Linked DNA regions of Homo sapiens: region 1 is linked to region 2. A link is a loop called in an ENCODE intact Hi-C map of the cell type or tissue named here. Cell type or tissue: PC-3. All regions are shown on one strand. Each heading gives the region's core, and the rest is flanking DNA. Links, peaks and the distances in the headings are about the cores only. Region 1 overlaps PKD1L1 (polycystin 1 like 1, transient receptor potential channel interacting). Region 2 overlaps PKD1L1 (polycystin 1 like 1, transient receptor potential channel interacting).

Region 1 (5,379 bases), core at 104-5,103, 56 kb before region 2:
AGGGGGGTAGTCAAAAATATCAACCCCCTTCTCCTCAATAAGATGAAAATCACTAGATACTTTTGTAGTTCTTACAAATTAAATGCTGCCTCCCCCTCCCCCGCCTTCCTCTTAAAGTATAGCAGACGGTTTCTCTAGACCTGACCCTGTTCTTGTCTTGCCATCTGCCTTCCCTGCCCTCCTTTCCCCATCCTGCAGGTATCGTGTGATGGTTAAGGCTTCCAACAGGATGAGCAGTGTGGTCTCTGAGCCCCATGTCATCAGGGTGCAGAAGAAAATTGTGGCCAATCGGCTCACGTCCCCCTCCTCAGCTCTGGTAAATGCCAGTGTGGCCTTTGAGTGCTGGATCAACTTCGGCACAGATGTTGCCTACCTGTGGGACTTTGGGGATGGCACCGTCAGCCTGGGGAGCAGCTCCAGCAGCCATGTCTACAGTAGGTGAGCCACTGCAAGGCGGCGGAGTGCTCTCTACAGACAGCGCGGGAATCAGAGTCTTAAGGCATCAGCCCTTGGGTTCCACATAGAGACCTGCCTGTCAGTCAACGTAGGTGACAGATGATTACACAGAGACAAATAAGACCTGACCATGCTTCTCAAGGAGCTCCTAGTCCAGGGGAAAGACAAAGAGGAAAGAGATGCTTTCAGTACAGGGGCTGTGGCTGCAAAGGAGGCCTGTGATGTGGTGGGGATGGCTTACTGAAAGTGATATCTTGAGTAGGAGCTTGACAAAGGGAAATGGGAGAGAGGCTCCCAAACAGTGACAAGGTCCTGGGCAAAGGTGCTAAGTGAGGTGCCAACAGGAGATGTTTGGAGTGACTGGCAAGACGTATATAGAAGGGTGAGATGAGTGTAGGTTGGCAGATTGTGAAGGGCCTTGATGTCATATGGAAGAGCATGAACTCTGTCCTTTAACTCTGCATTTACTGAGTGTCCACTGTGTACCTGGGACAAAGCATCGTGGAGATATGATAAGGTGCAGACTGGCTGGATCACTCATTCCCAGCCGAGCCTCTAGGGTGAGTCCTAGGACCCAAGTGGATCTAATCCTTTCAGTAGGGAGACACACATGGTCAAGGCTGAGCCTCAGGCTGGCATCAAAACTTTATGCTGCTGTAGGGAAATGTCAAAGGGTGCAGAAGTATCTAGAAAATGAGGTTCGTGTAGGCAGTGGCATCAGGGAAAGATTGCAAACTTCCTCCAATGCAAGATTTCCATGAGAACCCACACTGCAGCCTCTCCACGCTTTGGTGGGGACTGAATGGCCCCATCACTAACTATGGATTCAGGACTTTTTCATCAGAAATAGATTTTCACATAAGGAAAGAATTGAGCAGTAGTGGCTTGTAGATTGGTGCATGCTCAATTGAGCACATGGTGGCCTAGGTACCTGGCGATATACTCGGTAGCTCCAGAAGCCCTTTTGTGCCCTGTGGAAGTGACATGGTTTATTCGGTGCCTCCACTGTCATCTCTAGAGTGTGCCCTGGGCGCTCTGACAACCTGAGAAAACCATCTAGTCTTCATTCTTATCAGTAGGCCCTACCTTTCTTGCTGGAGCTCCAGGATGGCAAGTGATATTCTGGTCCTTGCAAACTCAAATTTGTGGTCTTCTGATGGGAATATTTTTCTCTTTCAAATTCAGAAGTCTTAAGTAGTTATCCATGTTGCAACATTTGCAAAATAACCACTTATTTCCTTAGTAAAGCACTACCTGCTGGGTCAGGAGCTACCCAGCTCTCACCTCCAACTGTCCTGAATCTCTCCACAGCTGTGACATGCTCCCCTTACCCGGAGACAGGCTATGGATCTATCCTGTCCTTCCTGAGTTTGTAGGACTCTAAGAAATTGGTCAGGAAAACTGATCCATGGAGCAGGAAATAGAACAGGAAGACCATCCCCGGAGACCCCCCAGTTATGGGTTGGGGTACCCATCACACAGAGAAAATATATAGATCTGTTCTGTTATCAAAAGGGGGCCAGGTCATGGCTGTGGGGAGGGTTGCCCAAAGAAGGAAGCAACATGCCCCTCACATAGATGTATTGTTTGAATATAGCATGTGACATCGGTCTGGGAGTTTGGTACTTGGCCTGGCCCAGGCTAGCTGGGGAGCCAGTCTGTTGATTAAATGATGAAAGACCTCTGTGGAAATCAGTCTTGTGACCCTTGACTCTTCTGTTCTTATTCATGGGATGACTTGCTGTCAAATACTATAATTCTGCAGATATGAGTGGGTATGAAGAGTGAATGAAAGCCTGACGTTCATCAACATAAATTTGTTCATTTCTGTGCTTTCCACCGTCCCAGGGAAGGAGAATTTACAGTGGAGGTCCTTGCCTTCAATAATGTCAGTGCCTCCACTCTAAGACAGCAACTTTTCATCGTGTGCGAGCCCTGCCAGCCACCCCTGGTGAAGAACATGGGGCCTGGGAAAGTCCAGGTAGGCTCGGAGTCTGGGAAATCCTCCACCAGCCTCTTTTCAGCCTCCCTCTGAGTTGGGACCACTGTTTGGAGTGGTGAGAGTTTGGGGCATGAAGCGAGGCTTTGTCCAGTTTATCCTACTGCAATTTACACAAAGGAGTGCCTATAAGGGCTTCAGAGCGGGTGACCTGGGTCCTCAGGGGAGGGAGGGCTACCCCAGCCTGGACAGGAGGAGACAGTGTCATTTCTGGGGTCTGGTGTGTGAATAAGTTCTTTATTCGCCTGCATTACTCTGGCATTCAGCACAGCTCACTTTAAGGAGCTCTTTTCTTTTCTTTTTTTTCTTTTCTTTTCTTTTCTTTTCCTTTCCTTTCCTTTCTTTTTTTGGATTATGCTAAGAACTGTAGCATTTTCAGGAGAATGAAACATTTGAATATATGTAACACCAAAATGAAAGGACATGATCGGTTATCTGTTGAACACCTATTCTGGGTTAGAAAAAATAGGGTTGGTTTTTATTTCTTTCATTCCTTTGAGGCCTGTGATTCAGAGCAAATTTTCCTTTTCAGGGCAGAGGTGCTCAAATGACACATGGGAATTAAAATCCGTGACTAAGCTGCATTTGCTAAACTGCTTTCTGTGGCATCTGACCCCAAGAGGTCAGCCCGCAGAGGGTGCTGGTGGAGATCAGCATGCAGAGACCAAGTGCCCGGGGCAATCCGGAAAGGGTCCCGGCCCCCACACAGGCAATACCCCTGCCCACCTTTAGACCAGCGAGCACCCACGCTGTTGGGCAGGTCTGCGTGCTGGGGGAACGCGTTCTCTGGGTGTGAGATTTGGACCCAAATAGCAAAGGGACTAAAGCAAAAGGCACAGCAGGAAAAAGCACAGACCCTAGGCAGGAGGACTCTGGCTCCCGTCCTGACTCTGCTGTTAGGACATGGGACAGAGTGGTTTTCTTGAGTTTTTTATCTGTAAAACATTGTTATTTTTATTTTCTTATCTGTAAAACACAGAAAATAAGATTGATAATTTCATTTTTTCTTTTCTTTTTTTTTTTTTTTTTTTTTGAGACTCTGTTGCCCAGGCTGGAGTGCAGTGGCATGATCTTGGCTCACTATAACCTCTGCCTCCTGGCTTTAAGCGATTCTCCTGCCTCAGCCTCCCAAGTAGCAGGGATTACAGGTGTGCACCACCATGCGTAGCTAATTTTTTTAGTAGAAATGGGGTTTTGCCATATTGGCCAGGCTAGCTGGTCTTTAACTCCTGGCCTCAATTGATCCACCTGCCTTGGCCTCCCAGAGTTCTGGGATTATGGACCTGAAGGACCCTGCCCGGTCATTTTTTCTTTATTTTACGTGTTTTCTAAAAGTATAAAGAAAAAAATGAAATCATCTCAAATCCAGGCAGTAGGTGATAGCCACTTTTGTCTAATTATTTATTTTCAGTATTTTTCTAAGGCTTTTTATATGTGGTATGTGTGTTTGTCACAAACCTGGGTTGCAGTGTGAGCATTTTCTTTTGTTATTAAGCAGCCTTTTGATTACATAATTTTAATGATGTCTTACTGTTAAATCATACATAAAGATTATACATCACTATATAATGTCCTCTGATTGAACAACTGTTGTTGCCAGTTTTCTTTTTATTTATTTATTTATTTATTTTTGAGACTGAGTTTCACTCTTGTTGCCCAGGCTGAAGTGCAATGGCATGATCTCGGCTCACTGCAGTCTCCACCCCCTGGGTTCAAGCTATTCTTCTGCCTCAGCCTCCCAAGTAGCTGGGATTACAGGCGCTCACCACCACACCCAGCTAATTTTGTATTTTTAGTAGAGATGGGGTTTCACCATGTTGGTCAGGCTGGTCTTGAACTCCTGACCTCAGGTGATCTGCCCACCTTGGCCTCCCAATGTGCGATGAGCCACCATGCCTGGCCAAGTTTCCGGTTTTCTATCACTACAAATAACTTGGCAATTACACTGTCTGTACATTGTTCTGCAAGTGTATGGCCTTTTCACAGGAATAATTACTACAAGTTATAGAACTGAAGAACACAATGCCTTTCCCAGAATCTTGACAAGCCTAGAGATGTTTTTGTAGCAGCTCACATGTGTCCGCTCTGAGGGACCAACTCTCACTCTCACTAGGCATTTCATATTTTTTAATGTTTATTATCATGAATGAGCTAAAAATTGGCATCCTAGTATTAAAATTTGCTGTAACCCATATAAATCTGGGCAGTTTTGTGACAAATCTTAGAATGATATCATATTCAGAATAGAAACAATAAAAAGTAATTGGAAAGTAATTTTAATTATAACTAAAGTCACCTAAAGAATGTCAAAAGTAAACTTTCATTTATAATGAGCACCAAGATTTCTTAAAATCCCATTTCTCAGCTGCCTCCAGGTTTTTCCCTTTCCGATTTTTTTTTTTTTTGGGATGGAGTCTCGCTCTGTTGCCTAGGAGGGAGTGCAGTGGTGCAATCTGGGCTCACTGCAAGCTCCGCCTCCCGGGTTCACACCATTCTCCTGCCTCAGCCTCCAGAGTAGCTGGGACTACAGGCGTCCGCCACCACACCTGGCTAATTTTTTGTATTTTTAGTAAAAACAGGGTTTCACCGTGTTAGCCAGGATGGTCTTGATCTCCTGACCTCGTGATCCGCCCACCTTGGCCTCCCAAAGTGCTGGGATTACAGGCTTGCGTCACCGTGCCTGGCCTTCCCTTTCCAATTTTTAGGGAACCTTCAGGAAAAAAAAAATCCCTCTGGGGGAGACCCTGCACCCAGCATCTGCAGGGTGGAGGCGCTCTGGCCAGGCAGAGACTCTATCCTGAGGCCCCCTAGCCTGGCTTGCTCCTCCATGCTTGAGGTGGCATCTGGCTCCAGCCCAAAGTAGGGGGTGTGGAGGGGCTTCAGAAAGACAGAGTGGCTGGGAGGAGTAAGGGGTGTGGATGGGT
Region 2 (5,379 bases), core at 299-5,298:
TGAAGGAGCTTTTTGGTTTAACTAGGTCCTATCTATTTATTTTTGTTTTCATTGCATTTGCTTTTGGGTCTTGGTCATGAATTATTTGCCTAAGCCAATGTCTAGAAGAGTTTTTCTGATGTTATCTTTTAGAATTTTTACAGCTTCAAGTCTTAGATTTAAGTCTTTGATCCAGCTCGAGTTGATTTTTTACATAAAATGAGAGATGAGGATCCAGTTTTATTCTTCTACACGTGGCTAGCCAATTATCCCAGCACCATTTGTTGAATAGGGTGTCCTTTCCTCACTTTATGTTTTTGTTTGCTTTGTCAAAAATCAATTGGCTTTAGGTATTTGGCCTTATTTTTGGGTTCTGCATTCTGTTCCATTGGTCTACATGCCTATTTCTATGCCAGTAGCATGCTGTGTTGGTAACTATAGCCTCGTTGTATAGTTTGAAGTCTGGTAATGTGATGCCTCCAGATTTGTTCCTTTTGCTTAGTATTGCTTTGGCTATGTGATTCCATATGAATTTTAGGATTGTTTTGTCTAGTTCTGTGAAGAACAATGATTATAATTTTTTTTTTCTTTTGAGACTGGAGTTTCACTCTTGTTGCCCAGGCTGGAGTCCAATGGCACGATCTTGGCTCACCACAACCTTCACCTCCTGGGTTCAAGTGATTCTCCTGCCTCAGCCTCCTGAGTAGCTGGGATTACAGGCATGCGCCACCACACCCGGCTAATTTTGTATTTTTAGTAGAGACAGAGTTTCTCCATGTTGGTCAGGCTGGTCTCGAACTCCCGACCTCAGGTGGTCCACCTCAGCCTCCCAAAGTGCTGGGATTACAGGCGTGAGCCACTGCGCCCAGCCTCGATGATTATAATTTTATGGGAATTGTTTTCCTGATGTTTCTTTTTGGGAAAATAAGCCCATGCATACCCACATTATTTCCCCTTATTTCTTACACTCATTTGCATTGTGCTTTTCTTACTTAAATTACATATTTAGAAATCACTCCGTATGTATTTATTCATCGATATCTTTTTTTTTTAACTGCTATGTGCTTCTCCATTGTATAGATGGACCGTAGTTTATTCAGCCAGTCTCCTATGTATTCACATGGAAGACTTGTGCATATACTGTATTACATGTAGGGGGAGGAGTGTATCTTCAAGTTTAATTCCTAGATAGGCTGTTCCTGGGTCGGATGGTAAATGCCTATGTGGTTTTGGTAAGTATTGTCACGTTTACCTCCAGCAGTGTCTGAAGCTGCCTGTTTTCCCACGTCTTTGCCAAAAGGATGTATTTTCAAGCTATTGAGTTTTGCCAGTCTTATAATTGAGAAATGTTCATTTTAATATGCATTTTATATGAATTAAGTTGGGTATTTTTTCATATATTTAAAGCCATTATCCACTTTTTTTCTGTGAATTGTTCATATATGCCCACTTTTGTATTGAGTTTGTTTTTTCTTGATGTTTAAGAGCTCTTTATATGTTAGGGCTATTTTTAAAATAGTAATTTATCCACCATTTCTTGTAAGACTCTTAGATTTTGAACCATCGTTCAAAATTTATTTCTTATGTCCAGATTATAAAAGAAGTCATTCATGTGTTCCTCAGTACTTGTGCAGTTTGTTTTTGTTTTTTCTTTCATATTTAGATATCTGATTTGCTAATGTTTATTATTATTTTTTATAGCATGAGGTGCCCATATTTTTACAAAGGGCTAATGTCTAGTTGTCCCAACACCACTTATTAAAAAGTCTTGGGCAATTTTTAAATAAGTAGAATGTTAAATACTTCTGCTTCTAAATATAAAAAGTAGGCTAAACATAAAAAAAAAATGATAGGCTAAAACTCCATGGGTCATTGTGCTGTCCTTACCAGAATGGGTTTAGACCCTGGGTATACTGAAATTTCGCAGGCTGGCTGACAAACTGGCGAGGAGCAGGAAGTGGGCTTGAATGGCAGCTAAAGAAACTGACTCAACCCTCTTCCATCCCCACTAAGGTCAGGGGGTGTGGCCTGTTCAGGGTGTCAGGGGGCACTTGGAACATACGGGATGCTAGAAACACTGTTTTTCTTCCCAATTCTCTACCATTCCTCAATTCGTATCTGCATCCAGGAGCTTTGACTGGGTGGATTTAATCCAAATTTAAATGCTTCGGGGACAGGAAATGGCTAGAATTTGATGCTGTCTTTCAGTTCTTGCTCATCTGTAGTCCTTGTCCCCACCTATCTGCCTACTCTGTCTGCGTTTGAAATGGAGAATGCCTTTCTGCAAACCTCAGGTTGTACTTTTTATTTATGTTTTCTCTTTTTAGATGCCAGTGTAGGCTATTTATCCTTATTGGATGCTGACTATGACAGAAAACCTCCAAACAGATATTTAGCTAAGGCAGTGAACTATACAGTACATTTCCAGTGGATCCGATGCCTGTTTTGGGACAAGAGAGAGTGGAAATCTGAACGTTTCTCTCCACAACCAGGGACTTCTCCTGAAAAAGTGAACTGCAGGTATAGACACATTTGAGAAAGAATCTGAGATTTTTAGTAAATGACTGCCTTGTCTTCTGCATTTGGCCCAACCCCTAGAGCCTTTCCTGAACCTTGTCCATAAGAAGCTGGAGCTCTCTTGGTTTGTACAACTCTCCAGCCTGTGTCAGTTCTCTCATAGCCAGTTCGTGTGTCAGCCTTGGTTCTCCCACTCTATGGGCTCCCAAGGAGCAAGGGCTGCTTTATAGACTGTCCTCGTATTCCTCCTTCCCGTACCGACTGTCATGGAGGAGGTGTTTAGTAAGTGTCTGTTGAAGACATGAGTCGGTGGATGAGTGATAGATGAACCTGTCAGTTTTCTTATCATAGAAGTGCTGACATCCTTTGAGTACGCAGTTTGTAGTCAGGCAGGTGGGACCCTCAGCTCTCACCATGCCCCCATGTTGCCCTGAGAGTCCCTCATCTTCAGAGGACCCTCCACAGCCTGGTGGTGAAGGTGTGCTTTCTGAGGCAAGAAAAGTCTCTGCGCAAACATGAACAGCCTCCTCAGGAATTTCTGGGCATATGAGTCATGTCACTAAATTAGAAATTGTTTGTCATCTAGCTGACAGACTAACAATTCTATAAGAGGCTCAGATCATTCTTTTTTGTTGCCCTTACCTTTTCATTAGGATAAACAATTATTAGTCATATTTAGAAGCAGAAATAGTCATTTCCTTTTAAAAAACAAATAAGCCATAAGACATTATATTTTGTGATTTCCTGCTAGGAGGCAAATATATCCAGATCATACCGTAGCAGTGCAATTCATAGCCATTTATTGATTTTCTTATGTTACACTCTTAAATTTTTCTAATGCCATTGCTAGGAGCACATCCAAACTTACTGGTAATGGCCCAATATTTTGCTTCCATATTAAATTATTGATAAATGCATTAATGCAATCATTCATTCTCCATTACGTAACTACTCTCTGCTAGGCACTTTTTTATGAGCCAAGGGTACAAAAATGAATAACAGGCCAGGCGTGGTGGCTCATGCCTGTAATCTCAGCTCTTTGGGAGGCTGAGACAGGTGGATCACTTGAGGTTAGGAGTTTGAGACCAGCCTGGCCAACATAGCGAAACCCCATCTCTACTAAAAATACAAAATTAGATGGGCACACACCTGCAATCCCAGTTACTTGGGAGGCTGAGGCACAAGAATCGCTTGAACCTGGGAGGCAGAGGTTGCAGTGAGCTGAAATCACGCCACTGCATTCCAGCCTGGGCAGCAGAACAAGACTCCATCTCAAAAACAAACAAACAAAAAATTTAAAATAAATCAATAACACCTAGGACCTGCTCACAAGATAATGAGGGTGAGATAGACTTTATTTTTAAAAAAGGAGACAGTGTTTACAGTGATTGTCAGGGTAGGATATTTGTAATGCCAGGAACTGGTGCTTAGGCAGAGGAGTTGGCCAGAGCTTGACCAGCAGCACAGCTAGGCTGTGACTGGGACCCGAGAGCCTCAGGCTGCAGCCATGCTGTGGAGGGCTGTCATGAAGACCGCCATATGCTGTGGAGTCTTGCATCTCAGGACAGCCTCCATGGGAGCCATGTGCCCCAACACGCAGATGTGAAGAACTCTGGCACATCAGAAGTGTCCCTCATTTCTAACTTAGGTGTCAGGTGAATCTTTTAAACTGGGTCTTAGTCATAAAGTTATCATTATTGCACTCTTTCTTCCTTTTCTCATTCCTTTAACCAACATGCCATTACACTGTCAACAGCTGCTCTCTCCACACATTCTGTATCCTCATCCGCATTTCCCTCCTAGCTACCATCGCCTCGCGGCATTCGCTCTCCTAAGGAGAAAGCTGAAGGCCAGTTTTGAAGTGAGTGACATTTCCAAGCTACAGAGGTAAGTTCCATTTCCTACATAAAGACTTCATAGACTTTATTTGTTTTACTGTTCACTCAGGATGCCCACATATAATTCCGGGGGTGCTTGAAATCCATGTTACTTACTATCATTGCATTTTTGAAATGTGCATATTAGTAGATAATTATCTTTAAATATTATATAGTTGAATATATACTTATATATCTTGTCTCTCTATACTTGAATTCACTGATGAGAGATTTGTAAACACAAGAAAGTCAACATACTTTTCATACTTTTAAGTTTAGTTTTAGTTCAGTGTGAATTTGGTCAATTATTATTGATAGGGTTGATATCTACAGTGACAATAATACCTAAAGAGCCTGTCCTGGTTTATGTTTATTGTCACAGCCTAATTATTAATAGCTCCCTCTTTCTCTCTCTGGAGTATCCCATTTTAGATAATAGATTTAAAATGTACACTATTTTTATAGCCACTTTTATATGAAATGGTTATATTTAGACTCTGAGATATGAGTAAAGTGAATGTAAGCTGATATGGACAGGAACCTTCCCTGTCTTATTCATCAGTGTCACCCTACATTTAATACAATGCTTAGAGTAAATATTTGCTGAATGAATATCTAGGGCAGAGTCTGCATTTTCTGGGGTGTTGAGTGTTAAATTTTTTTCTCCTTATATTCATATAGTAAGAAACTCTACCTTACTTTATTATTTCATCAATCGTATTACTTTATAGACTAGTTGGTGGACCAGATAATTAGTAAATAAGATATGAATTGCTAATGCAACAGATGTTGGGTGCAGAACAGGTCACTGGCCATTCAGTGATCAGGGCTCAGAAGACAGCAGCCTCAACCATGGTGTCTGCGGCATTGATACCACTGGGGCTGGGGCAAACCATGGGGGAAGCAGCCCTGGAAGATGTCCAGAGAGAGGCAACACCTGAAGTTCTACAGGGGCTATCTGGCCAGAATCCGAAAGGTTTCAGAGTATTGTCCAGGTGGAAGGATG

Evidence for each region. Hi-C counts contacts between places; a loop is a spot of excess contacts. Peaks named below come from ENCODE experiments on the same cell type or tissue, not always from the same donor. Only the 100,000 strongest peaks of a DNase experiment are listed, where the experiment ranks them.
Region 1: a loop joins it to region 2, with 4 times the contacts of the local background. A loop is called at or near these places in 1 of 110 quality-filtered maps.

What each region holds. Positions count from the first base shown.
Region 1 is chr7:47,899,437-47,904,815 of GRCh38, reverse strand. PKD1L1 (polycystin 1 like 1, transient receptor potential channel interacting) reads left to right here. Exons shown (of 57, transcript NM_138295.5): 12 at 199-438; 13 at 2,305-2,437. Among named protein-coding and RNA genes, the nearest start is that of PKD1L1, 46 kb to the left of the region's middle. In PC-3, for the core only: no CTCF peak of the experiment used is centred there; a DNase peak (open chromatin) is centred at 3,005.
Region 2 is chr7:47,843,999-47,849,377 of GRCh38, reverse strand. It overlaps PKD1L1 (polycystin 1 like 1, transient receptor potential channel interacting), which reads left to right. Exons shown (of 57, transcript NM_138295.5): 32 at 2,307-2,499; 33 at 4,300-4,383. Among named protein-coding and RNA genes, the nearest start is that of PKD1L1-AS1, 51 kb to the right of the region's middle. In PC-3, for the core only: no CTCF peak of the experiment used is centred there; DNase peaks (open chromatin) are centred at 3,047 and 4,937; H3K4me3 peaks cover 816 bases; H3K27ac peaks cover 3,078 bases.